2 separate regions of the Homo sapiens genome follow, and region 1 is linked to region 2. The links are chromatin loops, found by intact Hi-C in ENCODE. Cell type or tissue: heart right ventricle. All regions are shown on one strand. Links, peaks and the distances in the headings refer to the core of each region. The heading gives the core; the rest is flanking DNA. Region 1 has its middle 150 kb from the start of PKN2. Region 2 holds the start of LOC105378839 (a long non-coding RNA gene).

Evidence for each region. Peaks named below come from ENCODE experiments on the same cell type or tissue, not always from the same donor. Only the 100,000 strongest peaks of a DNase experiment are listed, where the experiment ranks them.
Region 1: it touches region 2 in a loop (3-fold over the local background); 9 of 110 quality-filtered maps call a loop at or near these places.

What each region holds. Positions count from the first base shown.
Region 1 is chr1:88,528,403-88,537,139 of GRCh38, reverse strand. No RefSeq gene overlaps it. Among named protein-coding and RNA genes, the nearest start is that of PKN2, 150 kb to the left of the region's middle. In heart right ventricle, for the core only: no CTCF peak of the experiment used is centred there; no DNase peak of the experiment used is centred there.
Region 2 is chr1:88,458,510-88,467,246 of GRCh38, reverse strand. It overlaps LOC105378839 (a long non-coding RNA gene), which reads right to left and starts at 4,359. Exons shown (of 2, transcript XR_947573.2): 1 at 3,864-4,359; 2 at 1-2,394. RefSeq lists an enhancer at 4,422-6,134. In heart right ventricle, for the core only: a CTCF peak has its summit at 4,599; DNase peaks (open chromatin) are centred at 4,240 and 4,599; H3K4me3 peaks cover 1,633 bases; H3K27ac peaks cover 1,259 bases.

The DNA.
Region 1 (8,737 bases), core at 239-8,238, 70 kb before region 2:
TCCTTATTGCCCATTTGCTGAAGATGATCAATTTAAGAACGTATTTAATTATACATTGGAACAGGGACTTTCAAAAGTTCATAAGTATGTACATTATCCATGCCAATATATAAATAATTGCAAGTTAAATATTTTCACTTTTTGTGGCATCATAATCCTTTATATAATAATTTAAGCAAAATAATCCCACTGAGTTCTTTGGTCAATAATTTGTCTAAGATAGTGGACTTTTTTTTTACTACCTGCCAATGTGAACAGGTTCCAGGTATTTGAGATCTGTCATATCTTTGCTTGAAACATTTTGAATACCAACTCCAAAAACTCGACATTAATAAAACATTAAAGTTCCAACTTATGCCCATAAAAGTCAAGAAATACAGAGTTAAGGTCGACCCAGGTCTCTTAACTCTGTTCTCCTGCATGCATGCATGGGTGATGGGGCAGCAGTGTGAACTGTTGCTTAAATCAGTCTTCCTGCATAATCTGAAAATGTAATTGAATTAGTGTATAAAGTATTTACATACCCTGCAGTAGAGAGCCCCACACACTATATTATCCACATCCCCTCTCAGGGCCCTCATTTTAACTCCTCACTGCAGTGTTCCTGCGAGGCTTCCTCAAACATTCAGAAATTGGACTTGCAAATACAATTTCCTTTCTTTTATGAGGCTTCAAGATGAGTGATGCACACTCAGCTTTCCTAGTTGCTTTCAGCTCCTGGCCAGGCACATAGAGTTTGGGTAACATTCTTCCTTTTGGTTAATATCCTCAGGGTTTGCTAGGTATTAGACAATGTCATTCTGTGGCTAAGGATTATTTTATGCTCTAATTCAACCAGATGCAGGACTGCTTGCCATCTTAATATGAAAATTAAAAACATCAGATTGAATTTAGAAACATAGTCGTATAGCAGACTTTGGCTTCAGGTAGATCTGTGTTCCCACTGGGTCCTTACTCTGCCACATACGTTAGTTAAGCTTTCCAAATCGCTGTTTTTTTCCTCTGTAAGATGGGGATAATAATCATCCTCAAGATTTTTTTTGATTCAATGAGAGTGTGAGACTTTAAAGAGAAATGTGCATAAAGTGCTTGGTATATAGTAAGCACGTAATAAATGTTTGCTGTTATTATTAGCACTCATTTTGGTAGGAAATAATAACATATTGCTTCAATTCATTTTTTTTCTTTCATCTGTCATAGAGAATGGGACAGGGGCCTTCAGTAGAATTTGAATGTTCAGAAATGTTAAAAATGAATTTGAACAGTAACCATAAAAAGAATGCTCATCCTCATCCATAGTTCAAGAAATGTGCAGAAATATCATTTTTCATCATTCAGATTGGCAAAGATGAAAAAGAATGGTAATATCCAGTGCTGAGTATGGAAAAAATAGGCTTTCTCATACACTGTTATAGTACTAGTGAACTAGTGTGCCATTTTAAAAGGCAGTCTGGCAATGAGTATAAAAATTTAAAACATGCATCTTGACTCAGCAATTCTACTCTTAGAAATTTATCTTAAGAAAATAATCAAGTAAGTGTTCAAGAATAGTCATGAAAGTCCTACAGAAAGTTGGAAAGAGCTTAAATGTTAATATGGGACTGTTAAACTGTAGTGCAGACAATGGAATACTATAAAACCATTAAAAATGAATGATTTTTACATGTGTGATAGGTTGAAATGAGTAGTCATAAAATGTAGGGCAGACACTTGAAATGGTTCCTGTTTTTTTTTTTGTTTTTTGTTTTTGTTTTTGTTTTTACCTTAATAACTGTTGCCACTGCTCTATGTAGAATGCCCTTTCTTTCTGAGAAGTGGGTTTCCTTAACCATATCTCAGTCTTTTTGCAGAACTTTAGAGTCACTTTTGGTTATTTAAATAGTTTGATTTAGTTTATTGAGACCCAGGGCCAGCTTCATGGGTGTGTGATCTGTGCAGAGTTGCAAAGAGCCCTGTGCTCAGAAGGGCCCCATGCTTGGTTTAATGATTGATTGTCACTATCTTGAAATTCTTAAGAATTTTATCTTTAAAGTCATGTTTTGTAAGTTTAGTCTGATGGGACAATGGCGCATGTGCATGAGCCAAGAAGATACATGCAATATGCATGTCTGCCATTCTTTGCCACCCCATTTGCACATAGCATTTTCGATGTCCGTGGGCACAGAATTCCCATGGACCCACGATGCGTGGGAGGCCAAAGTGAATAAAAGGTAAGGGAGTTCCATCTATTATTCAGCAAATGGGGTCCCTGACAGCCCCAAGAGGCCACTTTGTTCACTCAACCAGAACTTGCTTTGAATAAGAAAGAAGACAACGACATTCTAAGAGACAAGAATGTTCAAGAAACCCTATCATATTCTTTCATACTTGTTGTACTTCTGTGTATTTGGCAAGCACTTATGCTGAAAACGATGACAAAGAAGTAAAGGGTAAGAAAGGCAACATATAATTACTTTTTCTTTAAATCTTACTTTACTCATCAGTAAGCTGAAGGTAGGAAGCGTTGTAGAAGATGCACATATCAGAAAGTGAATTGAAAACAGTCGAGTTCTGCTACGACTGAAATACATGTGCATGCATGAACTACAAAATATCAATTGTAATTGTAGTGATTCCACATATGAATTAAAAGGTTCATATTTGGATTTAAAAACAACATAATGATGAATGGTAAAGTTCATGCTAATAAGTCAAATTTAGATTTTTTCTTTACATTACATAACAAAAAAATACCATGGTAAGTTGAAGAAGAGGCTGCAGAAAGATGGAAAGAGCTTTATATTTTAGTAGACTTAGCATCTTTTTTTTTTTTTTTTACTGCCTTTGAACAAGAAGCCCCATATTTTCCTTTTGCACTGGGCCCCACAGATTATGTAGCTGGCCCTGATGCCAAAGATGAAAGAAGAAAATGTATTGGGGACACTTGATGTTTTTGCTTATCAGCATTCATTCACCCTTCCTTTAATAGTCCCTGATTTTCTGCAGGCTTCCCCTATGAGTGAGTTTTTTAGAAAGGAGTTGACTTGACAGCTGGCTCTACGGGTGCCGTGAGACTCAAACCTGGCCAATCAGAATATTTCATTTTCCTGGTCATATTGATTGGTTAGAACCATGTTTGGTCTATACAAATCATAAGACTTGTATAAGAATTAGCAGGAAGGGATTCTCTGCCTTTTGTTGCTGGAATGTAATTCAAAGGGCTGTGAGCCTGGAGCTGCTGGAGGTTACCATGTGGAGTCTGAGAATGGCCCAGGTGAGAGATGGATAGAAACCAAGTCCTGGTGGTACCATTTGAGTCTGGATCAACCTATGCCTGAAGTTAGCTAGATGTACACCTGGAGTTAGTTATGTGAGATCTTTTATGTTCAAGCTAGTTTGAGTTAGATTTTGTCACTTGAAACAAAATAAGTCTGATGCAGCATGCTATATGCTCTCATTAAGGTTTGTGTAGAACAGATATCTCCAAAAGTACATGCAAAATGGCTAAGAGTGAATATCCTGGTCAGGGAAGATTATGAAAAGGACTTTCATTTATTGCTTTGTACTGTTTTCTGGTGTTAGATTTCATAAAGCAGATATTTATTACTCTAAATCCAGCAAAAGCAATAAACATGTTTCTAACTTGGGGGAAAATCAGTGATGCTTAATCTTTAAAAAAATTTTATTGTGGTAAAAATACATAATATGAAATTTATGATCTTAACTATTTTTAAGTATATAGTTCAGTGGTATTAAGTATGTTCACATTTTGCAAAACAGCATGATACTTAATCTTAATGTAATAATTTCCCAGATGGACACAAAACAGATGTCTTAAAGTAGATGCTTACTAGAATTGTTTAGTAATGGGAGCCAGTATTCTGATGCCACCGTTTTTGCAGAATGACATGGGCATGCAGAATAGCCCTGGAGTCATAATATAGGCCTTTCACCAGCAATTTCACTGGTTGGTGCCATGTAATTATACTGCAGAATACAGCAAATAGAAGATTAATGAGTTTGGCCTTACTAACCACCTAAAGGTGAAAATTTTAATTCTCAAAGTAGGCAATCTTTCGTCTTACTGTGTTCTAATGCATGTATATGTGAATAGAAGAAGAAAATTTGGGTTCACAGCAGTATCAAAAATAGGGCATTGAGAACACAGAAAAGTAGTAAAATCAGTCTAAAGTTAGAGCAACCTCACGGAAAGCATTCAAAGAACCTTGCAGAGCACATTTTCACTAGTCCAGGGTCCTGCTTGATGAAATGGCTGTACCATTTCCTTGAAGATATCTAGTGTCAGTGTTTTATGTGCGTCACTGTGCTTAGGGTTCGAGCAGACACCAGCAATGTCAGGAGGGGCTGGGGGCCAGGATATTGTTCTGTCAGCCCTCCACCCAGAGATGTGTTGGGTCACTCTCAACCTGGTACCCAGTGGGCTGGTCTCTAGCACAGGATCCCATAAACTTGCTAACCCTTGTGTCCATGATCTCAGCTGTCCTTCACTTCCCTGCCTAGATACTCCTCTTCCCCTGAACAGAAAACATGCATAGTCATCTTCTCCAGCTGATTGTTTAATACAGGCCAATTTGTTTTCAGTGTTCTCACAATGAGGTTTTGAATGGACTGTTTCAATCTGACACTTTTTTTTGATGTGTATGTATAGAAGCAAAACTGTTGTTATTTATTTATATTCACTAGATCAGATGGTTTCTCGGAAACTCGCTCAGACAGGGTGAAACCTGAGGACACTGGCTGAAGTTGAGAGGACAGGGGTGAAGAGGGATCCCCATGAGGCACGAGGAGCAAAGAGTGAGGGTCTGGGACTCTGGAACACAACCTTTGCCACTGCACCATTTCACTAGGGCAGACCTTTGGGATGGATGTGGGTTGTTACAGCACTGGGAGGGGGCAAACACGATTCAGTTATCTCTAAGTTGTTATCGTTGTTGTTCTTGTTATTAAAGTAATGTGGGCATCAAGTAAAATGTTCAGCTGGAACAAAAGAGAATCCAGTGAAAGTAGTTCTCCTTCTCACTTCTAATCCTCCTCTTCTGTCCCCAGAGGGCACCACCCCTGGCTTGTGCATTCTTCAAGATAGCTTGTGCCCAGTTCAATGCCCTGTGTTGTTCTTCACTTTGGTTTTACTTTGGCTTTGACCTATTAAGTAAGGGCCTGAACTGAAATTAGAAGATGACACTCAGCTCTGCATTTTAGCATTCTTTCCTTAGAAAAAGTAATGACTAAAGAAGCATATGCAAGAGCTCGAAAGCTGTCACTCTGAGTACGTTAACTCCTGTACCTGTTTTTCACACTTTCTGTGCCATAAAGCTGAGCAGGTGACTGGTACATTCTCTCTTTGTGCAGTATGTGATATTACCAATTCACTGAAAAACAGACTTCAAACTGCTAAAAAAAAAAAGCTAGCTTTTAATCATCTTGAGATACAAGTTGCAAGGAGGAAGCCTGACATTGCTCATCAATGAGATCAGTAAGCTGGGAAGACAGGTGGCCAGATATGTCTGGTCATTAATGTATACAGTATGATCAGATGTCCTCATAATTGTTATTATTACAGGATCATAAACTTTATAGTAACGGCAAAAGCAAGGTACCTTTGTTTGAAAGGTTAGCCAAAAAAATGAACTGAGCTCATCAATAAAACAGATGCAAGAAGATAAGCATTTATAAGGAATTCTTATGAAAATAAATAAGCAAAGACTTTTTCAATAATGTTCACATTTAAATTAGGAAGTAGGGAAATGAGGTCTTAGTGGATTACTTTAGATTGAATTAAATATTGAAATAAATAATAGTAATGTGGTTCTAATATCTGTAATTAACCAGGCTAGCAATATAGAGTGGCTTTCTCAGATAACACTGTGTATTTGGCTAAATTTCCATGATTTATATTTTACAAATTTAAGCAATGGGAACACATGTAATTCTAAAGTGAAGAATTTAAGTTTTCTACACAAAGCAATAACAATGCATTTTCCTTTAAAAAAAAAAAAGTGTGTCTGTCCACACATGCTCTACACGCTTTGCCCAGAGATAATCAGGAAGAGTAGTTTCAAAAGGATCTTTTTCTTGCTCTAGTGTCAGATCTTAAAATAAGATTTAAGGGCTGGAAAGTCTGATTGAGGGGGACTGAGATGTGATTTCTAGTAGTACCGCTTACCAGAGCATGGAGAACAGAAAATGCTGTTTCTGTGTGTTGGAGGTTAGATGTTTCTGGACAGACATATTTTAATTCAGTCTCTTCTTTTGAAATCAAATATATGCTGTAGCTACCTTGAGATGTGCAGTTGCTTATTACAGTTAATGGATTGTTCATCCTCTTTGTCCTTGAGATAATCCTAAATATGTGCATAAAACTGAGCTCATGCTGCCCATAAAAACCAATCAGCCCAGAGTTGGTCCACAAGGTGTTGAACATTCACTAGAGCAGATGGGAAAGATAATGTTTAATAAAGAGTTAGAGGATTAGGTGGTACGAAACAAGCTAAGAGAAAGGGATAATTTCATTTCAGGTGAACCTCTGTGACATTTCTTGTACCCAAAGATAGATTAAAATGATCCCAGAGCTATGACTTTTGGCTACTTTTTTCCCAGTGCTGGCCCTGCATGCATAGTCAGATTTTGACTCTGCAGGCATCATCACCTGAATCTGTGAATAACTCAAAAGATAGTTTCTCAGGTTTATGAACATGTATGAAGTGAGTCATTCGCAAATGAATATACATATGAGGAAATGACAGAATTCTGCTAAATATGTTTATATTTGAACAACTGATTCATCTGAGCGTGATTTAGAATGGGATGTGCCTAAGTTTATATAAATGACAGTTAAAAAGATAACTGTCACAATGTTTACTGATGAGGTTTCCATTTCTCTTAACGTTTAGAAGTTAAATGAAAAATGGATTGTGGATTATAGCCTGAGCAGATTTGAGCCTAAATGTAATATAACAGCTTGTGGCAAATGGAGGTAGCAGGAGAGTAGAGCCAACTAGCCAAAAATCCCCTGGAAAGGTAAGGTTAGGAGGCCTTTGAAGGCTTAAGTACAACCTCATTTATTTTTCATCATGTTCACTTAATTAAACGTAAGCTGGGGAGGTGGATTGAAGTAGCTGTTTGTGACATGCTGGTCTGGGTTCTGGCATTCATTCAGAGGGTCACGGGTTCAAGTTGTAGCCATGGACCTCAGAAAGCATTTCAGCATGTGACCTGCTGAGGGGCTGGAACATCCAGGGGGTGGGCACATCACTGCTCCTGCTTTGCTTTTGGTACTGGAACCTGAGCCACGCTCTTCGGTATTATTCTGTTTAGTTCACTGTAAAAGTGGCGAGACACTTCTCATTTTAGCTTCTTGCGGTCTCAGCTCTAATAGCCTAGAGGAAGTTGCCAAACAAATGTAACCTCTCCTGTTGGCCCAGCTACTCTACCTGTGTTTGCGGCAGGGCTGGCCATTTGGCAGTGCACTTATTTTCTGCAGAAATGTGCTATGGGAGGTGTTAAGCTGAATTGGGGGATATTTCAAACCATTCCTTAAATAATAGAATTGAAATGTTTTGCGGCTGAAGTGGCCTGGGATGGAAACTTCTGAGCCAAAAGTTAGATCCTGGTTTTACTTGAAGATGTAATGGAGCCCTGGGGTATATGGTTTTCAGGCTTTCTCTATTTGTTAATTTTGGAAATGGACTTTTCACAGTTTTACTTCCCTTTTGTGTTAAGTCTTTGGTTTTGCTTCTACATGCAACTGTGGATAGAAAACTCAGGATTGTTCTTTTCACCTTGATTCTAGTCAATAGGCCCGGAGGCAAAGCAACAACAATATGGCCATTAAGAACCAAAAATAAAGATTAGTTTTATAATATAACCAGTGTCCTTAACATAGTAACAAACATAAAAGAGCAGGATCCATTTGCCTCCCTGTCCTCTGAACCCTTTGCCTCGGTTCTGCTTTCTGGAGCTGCAAATATACATATATTCTCTCTTAAGTTAGAATTTCAAAATATTAAAGAAAAATTTCTCATTTTTTTTCCTAACTTTTCTCATTTCCAGGTGAAACTGAAATCACTCATTCATTCAAAAAGTGTTTACTGAGTAGCTTCAAAGAGCAAATATTAGGTTAGATGCAGTGGGTGATGTAAGGATGATTCAGACAACTATTTCTCATGGACTTTGCTTACTGAGCCATCAACACACGGCCACCTTTTTCTAGATGAAGTATCCCATCATTTGATTCTGGATTGAGAACTCTTTGAGAGCAGAGACGATGGCTTCACCTGAGTATCCCCAGAGCCTGACGTTAGACAAGTAAGTGGATGCTCAATAAATGTTTTCTGACTTTTCTCCGTTATTCTAAAAATGAGGCCCCTAGGTCTGATTTTGGTTTTATTCCATTGACTTGATCAGCACTGAGCACAGTGGAGGCATCATAATGCTTGACTGGATGTGACACAGTGTGTGGGCTCAGAATACCTCTGTGCACATGGACTGCTGTAAGACTGTTTCATAGGTTATTTCATTTAAACTGCCTGGCAATCTTGAGAGGCAGATACTGTTATGGCCAGTTTTCAGATGAGAAAACAGAGGGAGACAAGGGAGTTAACCTGATTCAAAGCATAGGTATTCTCTAATTTTATATTTGGGCCTTTTTTTCATAAGGACCCTAGCTCTGGTTATCTATCATTTTTCTAATTTTGTGCCTGTGCGTTTGATCCCAATGTAGACCTATACTTTTATCCTC
Region 2 (8,737 bases), core at 326-8,325:
AGCTGGGGTACCTGGCGCACCCCCCGCAGCTGCTGGCCCCGGTGCTAAGCCCCTCACTGCCCGGGGCCGGGCCGGGCCGGGCCGGCCGGTTGGCAGCTCCGAGTGCGGGGCCCGCCAAGCCCACGCCCATCCGGAACTCTAGCTGGCCTGCAAGCGCGGCGCGCAGCCCCAGTTCCCGCCCGTGCCTCTCTCCACACCTCCGGGCAAGCTGAGGGAGCAGGCTCCGCCCTCAACCAGACCAGAGAGGGGCCCCCACAGCGCAGTGGCGGGCTGAAGGGTTCCCCGAGCATGGCCAGAGCGGACACTGAGTCCGAGGAGGCACCAAGAGCGAGCGAGCGCTGCAAGGGCTGCCAGAACGCTGTCACCTCTCAATAGGAAAAAAGTAAGAGTAGAATTTAGAATTGCAAGCTTTTCTTTTGATTCATTTTCTTTATGGTTTTCCAGTTAGAGGGAAGGGTAAATAACAGGGCAGATACAGGGGTTTTGACACTTGCTTTTAGCGGGTGGTAAATAAATCCTGGGAAATCCTGAACAAATCGGGGAAGATAAATAATTTGTGCTTTAGCTTGGGAGGAGCATAGATGGCAAAATTACCACGAAAAAGGACGAATAACCAGTAGGGGAAAATCTTTACTCGTTTAAAGTGTCTGTATATCCATAAATTATTCTTTAAATGGCTTGTGGGTATCCTACTTAAATATTGCCTTCTTTAGTTTATATGCTAATTTCTTAATCATTTCTGAGTAGTTTAATAAAATTTTCCGTTTCTGTAAGAAAAGTTTAATTGAATGGGAAAACATAATAGTTGTAGATAATTATGACTAGGGGAAACTTGCTATTTGGACCATGAGCTCACAACAAAGACATCATTATTCATTAGAGATAAATTATTTGTGAGGAAATAACTCTCGATTATGTGCAAATTCAGTCTATAAACAAACCGAACATCATAGGATATGAGTAGTTTCATTTGCCAGATTACCAACAATTTCTGCCTGATGCTCTGTGTAAGATGAGCTGGCATCTAACTCTCCTTTAACGATCTTTGAATTTTTTAAGAATCAGACAATGGTTTATGATGTGTGTTGTCACCATCAGTTAATCATGGTATCCAGTCAACCAGAACACCATATTTTGTACCCATGCAGAATTCAGCTAGATTTCAGGCTCCATGAGTACAGCTTTTGCAAGTGATGAAGACCCACACGGCATCCCAGAACCCAGGGTTTCAGAAACATTGTTGCAAAATTTACCTGCTGAGAGAGCATTAGGTCCTTGCCCAAACTGGTTAGTCTTATTTAAAAACAAAACAAACAAATTAAAAAAAGAGAAAAAAACCCAAGGAGTTGGCAATAAAAACGTACTTACTTTTCCATCACTTTAATGGTAGCCAGGAATAATTAGAACAAAGCATGACTGTTCAATTAGCTTTCAAGACTGACCAATTGAACTAAAATTTATTTTTATTACATTTGGGTAGCGTAGACCTTTCCAAATGTGGCTGTTTTCAAGTAACAACAAAGATCATTCCTTTCTTTTATAAAAGTTAATAAGCTGAGGAACACCGCAGAACACATTCTTATTTTATGCATTAGGGGGATTTGAAATGGAAATCAACAATTCTCAGAGTTTCTCTTCGGAGCCCTTCCCAATGACCAATTCCAAATCCTAACTAGGAAAGTGGCATATTCCATGGGCTTGCACTAGAAGGGGGATAAGAAAGCCTGAATTTTCTCTCCCTGGCATTGAACTGCTAGGTGACATTGGGTGGCATACTTCTACATCTAGGGTCTGACTGGTTTTAGGACACTCTCTGAGCAGATGAAGCACCGTTGACACGCATCAGGCCCTGGCATTCTCATCATGCCCTGGGATGAAACTCTCACAACGGCCTACATTTCACCTTGACTGCAGCCATTCCTTGTGTCTCTCCGTCCTTCCAGTAGTTCATTCTCACGAGACAGTTTATCACCCTTTATTCCTCAGAAGTGTTGCACATAAACAATCTTCCGGATACCAATTCTCTCATAGGCCCTTCTTCACGTTCTGTCCTTTGGTCTGTCTACAAACACTCCCAGGGACTTTTTCTTTCTTCTCATGGTATAATTTTGACCCCATGTTTAAGATCTTAAAAGCCACTTACTTTCTCTCCACAGTCCTTATTTTGCCAGAGTCGTCTTCTGCACAACCTCTGCCGTTCCCCTGGCTTCCCTATTACCATCAGGCTCTTGCTCTTTGAAACTCGTTCTATCACCTGGATTTATCATTTCGAACCGTTCCCACATTCTATTCATTTTCCTGGAATGTTGCTGTTGAGTCCTGTTCCCATTTCCTTCCTTTGCTCTCCATAAGAGGCTGGAGGTGGGGAGAGACCACAGGTCTGGAAAGAAAGACCTGGAAGATGGTGGTAGACCCATGTGAGAGTGGGCAGTTAATTAATTTTTCAGTCTCTGTTTTTTTCCCACATAAAGTGCGGGGGTTCCTATTTCTTTGTACTTAGGAGAGTCAGGGAAACACAAAGTGATTGTTACACTAGAGACACTAACCACAACACAAGCCATTTGCTTAGCAAAAACAAGAAAATCACAGGTTTATTTGATGACATGGCAATGCGAAAGATGGAATTTGGGGCTATCAGCCTAAGTAACTAACAGAGAGAGGCTGTCTAAAAGGAAATTACATTTATTTGGGAACAGAGCATTGGAATGGGAATACACATGCCATAGTAAACTACAGGCATGCAGGGAGGTAAAGAAAGACAAAGGCTTTTAAAGGAAAAATGAGGATTATATCATTGTTTTGAGATAATTATCCTTGGCTATGAAGACCCATAACAATAGCAAGGGTGATGCCAGTCGAAGGTTGGATAGGCAGTCACTGGGCGGATGTTCTTGCTGAAGTATTTTTTGTGTAAGGTTGTAATCATTTTTGAGCAAGGACTGTGGTTTTTGCAGGGTCTTTTGTGATAGTTTTTGTTATCAGGCATTTATGCATGAGAACCTTTTTTTTCATAGCCTTCTGCAGCTATATTTGTCAGGGTTCTTTTAATTAATTAATTAATTAATTTTTTAACACAAGTGACTCCATTTTGTTTCTGACAACTTTCACAGGCTCAGGGCAGCATATTGGCTTTTTTTTTTTTTTTTTTTTTTGACACAGGAACAAGCTCATGGTTTATTAGATTGGATTAAAGCTGGTCGAGTTAAGTAGATTCAACTGGACTTCGCCAATGAAGTAAACATGAACTCTCTGCTTTTCCCAACTCAGTAGTGGAATTTTTAAGATACGTTTCACAGATGTCTAGGATCGGTTTCCATTCTGTAATAATGGGAAACAATCATGACCTTTATTTTAAACAAAAACCATTGTGGAGGTGGATCCAGGATGCAAACAAAAATTATGCATCATTTTGCATAGTTGACATGGTGCATTTGAAGCATAAAACATTGCACACACTATAAACAAATGAAAAGCTGGAGTCAGTCCTGTTAGGCCCGGGCTACGATTGATTGCAATCTGAGGGCTGTGAAGTAACAGTCTGGAACTATGGTTTATCAACAATTTCATTTTCCTGAGACAACTTTGTCCTAGAGAGCTGGTAAAGTGCAGCATTTCCATTGGAACAGGATAGTGTGTTTTTCAAAGTATTTTCAGTTTCATCGTCTCAAGTTTGCACTCAGCAAAGTTGCTTTCACAAACTCCTGCTTAAAACGTATATGGGCATAATAGCTTCCAGAGATTTTATTACCCCTAGAGTTAGCCCTGAGAAAAATACACTCGAAAATGTAAGTGGCAAACTGGAAAATGTTATTTTGATTCCAAAAAAAAAAAAAAAGACACAAAATCTGAAATACCCAGCTTACCTTTGTGGGTTGCTTTCTCTTTCCTTTTTTCTTCGAGGGAAGGGAATTGGTGGGGTGGGAAGCATCTTTATTTTTGCCTCCTGTTCTTTTCTGAATAGGCATTTAAAAGTGCATAATAAACTCATCCCTTTCAAGGCCCATCCTTTTTGTGTGATGGGGAGAAAGGAGGAGGAGGAGGGCCTGCGCTTTTACAGCGCCATTCCCCATTTCTCCAAGAGTGGCTGCTCGTGTGGGCTTCCCCGGCACCTCTCACCTCCTTTCCTGAAAAGAAAGTCCCAACTGCCCAGAATCCCAGACTCATCTAAGCGCGGGGGCACGCAGCCGACTGGCATTTGAGTCACCCACCACCTTCCCCAGCCGGCCAGCTAATTGTTTTGTCAGTTTATTCGGCGTCAAAGAAGTGAGCCCGGCCTGGTGGCGCATCCTGGGCCTCTCGCCATCGAGGCTCATCCTGGGCCTCCAGCCACCAAGGCGCGGGCCGGGAGCCCCGGCTGGAGATCAGGGGTGCCAGGGGCGCTGGGCGGCCGTCGCCCCGCTCGCGGCCCCGACGAAAGGCAGCGGCGAAGTGGTTAAGGAGCGAGCGCGCTGCTGCGGGGCGCGGGCGGGCCGGGCGGAGGCGCGCTCCGGCTGAGCGGCGCCCGCGGCAGCCCCAGCGGCAGCTGCGGCGAGAGGAGCGCGGGCGGCGCGGGGAGCGGGCAGGACGCGCCCAGAGACACGCAGAGAAAGGGCAGCGCCGCCGCCTGCTGCAGTCCTCGGCGCGGTTAATCACGCGCTCCCCTCTCGGTGCTGATTTGCAAGAGCAGATTAATCAGAGAGCGCGGCTTGATGAAATTTGCTGTTATTGTGCCCATTTTTAGCAACATCTTTTATTATCTTCATTATTCATTTACAGGGGACCGGCATCAATTATGCAAATGAGTTCACAGACTTTGCAGATTACTTCATTTGCCGCTATTGTTTGTGGAAATTTAATTATTAAATATTATTAAGCTTGCGTTTTCTTCAATTTTCCAAGGCTTAGTTTCATTTGATTTTTCCTCCAGCTGCTCTTCTTTCCTTTCAGTGCCAAAACAGCTCCTCATCAAAGCGGCTCTGGCATGTGAAGACCAAATAAAATCTCCTCAATTTAATAATTTTGATGTTAGTCCCTTGTTCTCAGCTGCTTGCTCAAAGCAATGCAGAGAGGAACGCAGAGCACATTCAATTTAATGAGCAGAAATTGAATTCAAGTTTGTTCGGAATTGACTTCAATTAAGCAGAGTCTTAATGATAAATTAATCTCTTTTCTTTATTCCCCAGAATTTGTTTTTCAAAGTAGGAAATTGGACTACATTGAAAGACCAAATAAAGAATACCAATTTTAACTAGATCATGGAACTGATAGCAAAATTTAATTCTTTATAGTAACGTTCTTGGACAAATAGCATTCTTTCTATGGCGTGTATTATAATTTATATTCATTGTTACCACTTACACTTACATGGCGTGGATAAAATGGCAGTTGAATTAAATATGGGCTTGTAATAGACTTCAGAGTTTTAATCTTTATTAAGAAACTCTAATTGAATGCATAATTAACTTTTCAGGCTTTAGGAAATTCGGTTTAATATCTATGTGAGCTGAAAACATTGATCAGGAATTTTCAAGCAATTTTTATGAATTTATTTTTGAGGAGAAATTATCAGGCTTACATAAAATGGCATTTTAAGCTGAATAGCAAGAATCCGAGAGGCGAGGAATTAGGTTCATCCTGTGTTGTTACAGACACCCAACCAGGGCTTCCTTGGAACCAGGGCCAACAATGGTAATTTTAAGTTCCTTTTATTAAAACCTCTAATGTTCCTCCAGGCCACCAAATCTATTATTCCTGTCCAGACCCTGCTGAAAATCAAACTCGCAGCTACTGGGGGATTTTAATGAGGGCGTCCATATTGATTGTTTGGTTACACTGTTTGGGTTTGCTGCCACTGTCAAAAATGTACCTGACATTTTTTTCACCTGAATCATGGATCATCTTTTCTGGAACATGCCGAGCATAATTCTCCATGCTCCAGTCTGCAAAGCACTCTATCTGCATATGCCAAATGTTATTATTGCAGTTCCTTCAGGAGTGACCTTAGAAGATGTTTGTTCCAAAGAACTTCAAGCTGTTCACTGTGGTATATTCATAGTCACAAATTTAAAATACATCAGTGAGAGAAAATACATTTAGGCTGTGTACTGTTTCCCAGAGTGCATGGGTTCCCTCTGCCTGCTTCCTGCTCCTTTCACATACTTGTTCTATTACTCTTGGCCACTCAGACATAGTGTGTGCAAATTCGACTTTGCTGTGAATTTTAAATTGAAATGCATGTGATGGAGATTATCTTCCTTGTTTGACAGTACAGTATCGTTATTCCCAGTACTTTCAGAGTCTACCTGCTCTATGTTAGAATTAAAGACTTATATAATAATAGAATTTAAAAATGGACAGGGCTCTTAAAAATCACCTGGTTCAACTCCTGTGTTGTATAGATGGTTTTATAGATGAGGAAACCGAGGTCCATGAATGTTATGTAATTTTCCCAAGGCCACAGAGTCAGCCAGAGACAGAGAGAGCTCTAAAACTTGCAGGTATACTAACTTCTGGACCAAGGAATTCTTTTTCACTATTCAAATTTTCCACTCCAAGTTATGTAGTGACATCTTTGAGTAAGTAGAAACTAGTTTAAAACAGACAGGAATTAATTTATTGTCTTGTTCAAACTGGGAAATATATGGATTAAAGTGCATAAAAGCACACACAAATGCGGTAAGCCTATTTATCTGCGTCTCAGACAATTGGGAAGCCTAAATAAACGGGATTGTTTTGTGCTCTGCTTTAGTGAGAGAGGAACAAATGAAAAGTTAATAGGCTAATATCAGAGTGTTTTTAAATAAAAAAAGCCAGAAACACTATAGTGCTATATGCTCTGTACATATGAAGTTGTATCTTTAATGGTGGGGGTTGGCAACATTTTAAATTACTATTTTCAGTATTTTTTTATCCCACCCCCACTGAGATGTGGGTATCCCAAACCCCTTTCGTTTCATTGCAATCTTTCATTTGTTTAACCTTAATGGGCTGAGAGCACCAGACAATTTGCTAGATGTTGAAAATATAAAGACTGATAAGTCTGGTAAGGAGGTTACAGTGTAGCTAGTGGGGGAAAACACTTATTATTGTATGAAATAATTATTGTATGAAATAGCAAATGTTCTAATGTGTGCACAGAGCACTGAAGGGCCACACTGGGGGTATCTAAGGCAGACCAGGAAACCTAGGAAAAACTTCTCCATGCAGTGATTCCTTGAGCCCTGCCTCCAAAGGCAGCTTACCAAAGTGAAGAAGGCGGTGGTAGCATGGGGTAGGGTGGATGCAAGGAAGGCTTCACCAGGTAGGAGGAAAACCCTGTGGATGGATGGCTGAAGTTTTGTGCCAGGAAATGTTGGGCAGTTGAATTACAAGGCCGAGGGTCAGGAGACCCTTAAGTCTTTTTTGTATTAAGGATAAGTCATTTAACCTTTCAGTTTGGAGGGCCTGTCTAAGTAGCTTCACTGAGTACAGATATTCCTTGAATCATGGTTATCTCATTTTCATCGCTTATTAACTAATATATTAGTTATTGCTTAGTACTTCAGCAGTTGTTAGCTGGAATGTAAAGGAGGTTAGAGGAATTTGGAGGATGGAATGGGGACAGGAAATGGGAGGACGAAAAGAGAATGAGGAATGAAGACACTGATGAAGGTGGGAAGGAGGTTCCTGAAATAAACTGTCTATCCCGAGCTTTGTCTAGAATTTGAAACCTTGGTTTGTTAAAATCATCTCTGCCCCTTCTGTTCACTGATAATGGCTAGAATTTTACAACTTCTACCTCAGAAACACTATATAGTAAGAATTTGTAAAGTTTGTAATGAACGACTCTGTAAGAGCTCAATGCCCCAATGAAATCAAAACAGATAAAGTTGTATATTATGTCTTGTTGGAGTATCGTACTAATTTTTTAAGAATCAGCCTTCAATTTTTTGGTGAGCAGAGTTGCTCAGTTAATTAGATCATTGAATTAATCAGAATACTGCATTTCCCCACCATTCTAAATAAATTAGCTTACTAAGTCTATTTTCTTACTTTCAGACCTATAAAATTGAGTTTTCAATCCTCTGTGTAGGAAAACTAAGGTAAATATTAAAGTAGCATACATAAAATCATTACAGATAAAACCAATGATATTTTCTTCCAATTAAGATAAAAAATTTCAGACACAGTTACATAATTTCAATGATAAGAGTTCATCGCGTTAAAAAATCGGTTTAAAGAATATGTTAAAGGAAGTATTAGAAAATTGAAAGTCTTAAGAGACGTGATATCACTTGAGAGTGAAGGTTATGTTTATTATTTATGCGTGATTCAATTCAGAGAGACTGATTTAAAGATCTGCTCGAGCTTCGGTTAAGGGTAAAAGAGTAAGGATTTTCTTCTGCACCTGTCACCTTAAGCTGAATGAAAACAACTGCTTGGAAAAGTTCTAAGTGTGTGTAAGGGCAACTTGCGTCCGAAATTATGGGGCTTTCAGATGGCCAGTGAATCTGGTGTAATGTTAGAACCCCCACTGATGGACGTTAGCCGGGGACCCTGATGAGAGAACATCTCTTCATTACTTTTCTTCTGAGGACTTCAGCAGTTGTCTTGTCAGTCTTGACCAATACACGTTTTCTGCCTTATTTATCAACTTTGCAACCCCAAATCCATCCACTGGGTTCTCTTGTCTTTGTGTTTGCATCTCTTACAGGTTCCTCTTGAAAGATCTCTCAGTTTGAGGCAATGTAAGTGCTATTTGGACTTTGTGTCTCTTTTC